Regions from separate parts of the Homo sapiens genome. Here region 1 is linked to region 2. Evidence: chromatin loops called from intact Hi-C (ENCODE). Cell type or tissue: A673. All regions are shown on one strand. Region 1 overlaps ILDR2 (immunoglobulin like domain containing receptor 2). Region 2 overlaps CD247 (CD247 molecule).

Region 1 (2,500 bases), 530 kb after region 2:
TTAGTTCTTTTTCAAATTTACATAGTCCCTGTTGTCTTGTGACTTACTCTTTTTTTTTTTTTACAATGCCCTCTTATTTATCTGAATATCTTAAAGATACTAACTTAAAATTTTATATCCAGTAATTCCAATATCTACAGTCTTTGTGGGTCTACTTTTAGAGTTTGTTACTTCTGCTAACTTTCACTCACAGTTTTTTGTTTCTTTATGGGTTTTATAGTTTTTTATTTTAAGCTCATGTGTGGTGCAATGCCATATTACATTGTGCCAGTCAAGAAAAACCTTTCTTGCTCCTTATCTGCCTTACATTTCTCCATAATGACTCTATATATACACAGCAACCCTGGGGAAGCCAGGAAGAGTGAATGATTGAGTAAGGAAGAAGTAAGTGTGCTAAATGGGAAAAAATGAAAAAGGCACACATACACGCATTGTGCATTTCTTTCTAATGCAACCTGTAGACTGCAAACAAAATCTTAAGATGGGGAGGGCAAGAGGCTTTAACTTTACATATTCTTTAGAGTTTGATAATATAAGAGAATGGCTGTCTTAATTATAGACATAGACTGTTTTAGGGTTTAAGAGTGAACAGAAGGCTGTTAATTGTTAAGAGTGGCCAAATAAATTATGGATGTAGATTTCATTCAAGAGGCAAGGAAGGCCGGGCCCTGTGGCTCACACCTGAAATCCCAACAGTTAGGGAGACAAAGGTGGGAGGATAGCTTGAGCCAGGAGTTCAAGACCTACCTGGGCAGTATAGTGAGATCCCATCCTCCACAAAAAGGTAAAAATTTAAAAAGACAAGAAAAAAAAGAAGCAGCAAGGAAGGACTAGACTCATAGGATGGATTAAAATTAGGCAAAACAAATAATTCATTTTTCCCTATGATTATCTAATTCTAATCCAATTTTTATATGCTTTCATTTCAAGAAATAAGAAGTAGGCTAATTTCAGGTTCTCTTAGAAAATCTTGGCAGAGACATCCTAATCATACTCATCACACCACTTAGGTGAAAATTATATTTTCTGCTGAATTGGTTATAAGCATTTCCTGAATACTTATCAGGTGGCCTAAGATGACTCACCAAAAATGGCATGAGGTGTAGAAGTAGCTAGGAAGTTGCTTAGAGGTGAGTGAGTTGGTCTGACACGCCATCTAGTGGCACACATCCAAGAGAGTGACTCTATTGCTAACCTTCCAGTATTGGATGGAGGTGTGCCTCACATTACTTAAGGGAAAAGCTACATATGAATTTATATAGCTTATTTTAATGCTATATATGAATTTATATAGATGAATTTGGCTTTTGAAAAACAAATTAAGTGCATTAGGAATTTTTTCTTTAAAAGTGATATGTTTTTCTTACACTTTGCAAGTTTAGAACTTGCCATATTATGTTTTTGAGGCAGGCTTCTGTGGATATAATGTGGGGAAAACCATGAGGTTTTTGCTTGGGATCAAGTGGGATTTAGGTGCATGCCTTTTGTGATTTAAAGCTATTTTAAAGTGTGCTTTTAACACCATGGAATTACAATTGTTTTCTGAAGTCAGGTCAGGACTCTGATTCTGCAGAATTATGGTGAAGCCAGTTTCTCTTTAACAAGCAAAAACCGTGTCATCAAACTGTACAACCAAAGGACCTAAATAGTCCATTCCCTAGTCTTCAGCTGTACAAAGATGAATCAATCTCTCTGTCTCTTGTTCTCTCTCTCACTGTCTCTAAAAACCAAGCAGAGGAGAAAATTCCAGACATGTTAAAACACTTTACTTTTTTTTAAAACAATCCTTGCTCTCTGGAGATATTTTCTCACATTTTGTTACAAATTTTGTGTAGAAGCATAGCCACAGTGGATTTTTTCTGGCTCTTTTTCTTTCTCTGAGACGTTAATGTCCAGTAGAGCAAAGCTAGAAGGATATATATATATATATATATATATAAATATATATATTTATATATATTTATATATATATATATATATATATGTATGTATACACACACACATATATATGTCAATTTCTATTAACCTTGTTTTTGGAAAAACGCTTTGTTCAACTGAATGTAGTTAAATTATAATGGACATTAATATACAACCCCACCCTCCCAGCCTCTTTTTGTTGCTGGTATGACTTAGGCACCTAGCTTTTCTCATTCCCTCAGGCCAAGGCGATAGCCTCTTATGTTTCATTCCTTTGGCAGCTGTATTAGTAAAAAAATTTTTGGTTGCAAATGACAGGAAGATAGCTCAGACTAGCTTAAGAACAAGAAAAGGAGAAATGGAGCTCATCTATTAGAGAGATCCTGGAGTAGCTCACAGGCTGGAAGAGCTGTAGGAACTGAGAACAAACCTGGGTCTCAATGTAGTAAGATTTAAGATTCCCTGTCCATCATCCACACCTACTTGTGTTTTTACATCAATACATTTTCTCAGTGAGGATAGACTTACTCCAAAAGGCAGGAATATAGCCACTAGCAGTCTGAGAGTCACAACTTTCCAGCTC
Region 2 (2,500 bases):
GATTTTCTTCTGAGTCTCAACCAGTCCCATAAATCGCCACGGTTATCTCCTCTGCAGTCCTCACAGCAAAAAGTCACCCCAGCTTTGGTGGCCTTCATGGGGGCTGGCTTGTCCCCCAGAGGCCTTTAGATCGTCCCTAGGTCAGTGAGGACTTCCAGCAATACCTTGGGGCCAGAGGGCAGGCACACCTGGGGCTGGGCCCAGCATCTTCCTCATCACTGAAGTTCAGCCCTGAAAAATTCCATGATATCGAGTGATTGTCTACCCTGTGCCCTGCACTCTGATGCTGGGGCTGGAGGAAGAGGCAATAATGAAGATGCAGCCATTGGTCTCAGGTGCTGACAGCCTAGATGGAGGGGCATCTGAGTCCTGAGGAGTTGGGTTTGTAGAGCGCTTTGGGGGATATAGGCTCTTGAACCGACATCCTCTCACTTTTTCCTCAGGGGCTCAGGTGGTGGGACAGTCTGATTTCAACAGGTGTTGAGTGGAGGGGTAGAACGCAAGCCTAGAAAAAGATCTAGCTCAGCAGGCCAGGGGGTAGAAAAATATGGGTGTTCAAGGAAGAATGGGGGGAAAAGACAAGAGCAGAGGGACAGGGTGGCACAAAGCTGTGGTCTTTTCAGGCCTGGACTGGTTATGGCAGAGCCCTAACATGGCTGGACAAAGAGCTTGGACTCTCGTCCGAGTGGCTGGGTCATCAATGGTCTCTGGGCAGGGTCTGTGGGAGGTTTGTAGAGATCAGCTGCCTGGGGGCAAGAGGGGTCCTGAATTAGGGTTGGAGTCAAAAGCCAGGGGACAGAGGGATTCAGGGTGGTGGGGGTGGGGACACTGGCGGCTGCCTTTGAATCATCTGCTTCCATAGTTCGTCAGGGAGGCCAAAACGTTGCTGGCATGGAGGGGTAGGCAGGGCTGGCCCAGGGGCAGGAAGGGGGCGAGAACTGCTAGGGATCAGTCCTGGGCTGCCTGTGACCGTGTGCTCTGAACCCGAATACTCGGTGCCTCAGTGTCCGAGTGTGGGTGGCAGGAGGATCTGACGATGATTACATTTAAGGCAGTGTCTGAAGAAATGTTAGTTTTCACCCTGTTCAACAGAAGAGGCAGCTGACAGAGCATACATAACCTGCCCCAAATCACACAGCCAGAAAGAATGACAGCACTCCCACATATGGCCTCCACTCCCTCTGCCCTCATCTGGGTCCAAAGGCCACCAGAGGGCGCCCAGGCCTTGGGAGACAGACACTAGCGGGGCTGGCCTGGGACCTCTGCTCTAGTTACCAGGCAGGGGTGGAGTGAGATGGGTACCACACCCTGTTTTACAGGTTGAGTTGCTGCACGTTTACCTAGTAGGAAGTATGGTCAGACTAAAATCTGAGTCTCCTCATTCACAGTGCAATGATGTTCCAAATAAAAACACTAACTTTTTAAATTTTTTTTTGAGACGGAGCCTCACTCTGTGTGCCAGGCTGAAGTGCAGTGGCGTGATCTCGGCTCACTGCAACCTCTGCCTCCCAGGTTCCAGCGATTCTCCTGCCTCAGCCTCCAGAGTGGCTGTGATCAAAGCTGCCAGCCACCACGCCCAGCTAATTTTCGTATTTTTAGTAGAGATGGGGTTTCACCACGTTGGCCAGGCTGGACTTGAACTCCTGACCTCAAGTGATACACCCATGTCAGCCTCCCAAAGTGCTGGGATTACAGGCGTGAGCCACCGCCCCCAGCCCAAAAATGCAAACTTTTATTTAACCAGAGTATTTAGTGTATCTGCATTCTTCAGCCCATTGTACTCCAATGGCAGTGCCAACTAAACGTGCATTAACTACAGCTTGACAAAGGTTAATATGGCACTAGGAGTTAGGGGCCCCTGGGAAATTTGCAGTGGGAGAAGCTAACACAGAAGGGATCTTTGAGCTGCATTTTGTAGGATGCATCAAATGTTACCAAATAGTAGGGTTTCAGGGAGAGAAATGGAGGGAACATGAAGAGGGAACAGAGAGTGCAAGGCACAGGGCAAATAGTCTGGAAGAGCAAGGCGTGTCCTGGGAATGGGGTGTGTGTAGTGGGAGGAGGGGAGACAGAGAAGGCTGAGGCCATGGAGCTGGGACTAGGGGACAGGGAGATGCTGGGCCTAGGTGGGGAGGGGCACCAAAGGTACCTCTGTCTGTTGGCCATGAAACCCTTCAGGGAACAGGGAAGGGAAGCCGAGCACCAGATCCCACTGTCCTAGGCGGGAGAGTGCTTGGCACTGAGGAGGCAGGGAGTTGGGGGAGAGTTAACCCAGATTCTCCCTGTCCTAGTTAACTGTCAGATATTGAAATGATCTCATTTGACCATCATTTGACCTATTGTCTCCCTGTGGGTAGGCCTCAGAGCCACACACCTCAGGCCAGGAGTACCATTCATCCAGACGTGAACATCTTCCCGAGGCTTCCAGAGTTCTTGGTTCACACCGGGGCTAACATGGCTGGGCTTCTGCTGCAGTGGCAGGAGCTCTGTGCACAGAGAA

Evidence for each region. A loop is a pair of places that touch in the nucleus more often than their neighbours do. Peaks named below come from ENCODE experiments on the same cell type or tissue, not always from the same donor. Only the 100,000 strongest peaks of a DNase experiment are listed, where the experiment ranks them.
Region 1: it touches region 2 in a loop (4-fold over the local background); 14 of 110 quality-filtered maps call a loop at or near these places.

The regions. Positions count from the first base shown.
Region 1 is chr1:166,909,221-166,911,720 of GRCh38, reverse strand. It overlaps ILDR2 (immunoglobulin like domain containing receptor 2), which reads left to right. Exons shown (of 10, transcript NM_199351.3): 10 at 1-2,500. Among named protein-coding and RNA genes, the nearest start is that of TADA1, 34 kb to the right of the region's middle. In A673, a CTCF peak has its summit at 1,152 (motif pointing left); a DNase peak (open chromatin) is centred at 1,130.
Region 2 is chr1:167,441,046-167,443,545 of GRCh38, reverse strand. The region is part of intron 1 of CD247 (CD247 molecule); the gene reads left to right. Among named protein-coding and RNA genes, the nearest start is that of CD247, 76 kb to the left of the region's middle. In A673, a CTCF peak has its summit at 1,205 (motif pointing right); a DNase peak (open chromatin) is centred at 1,215.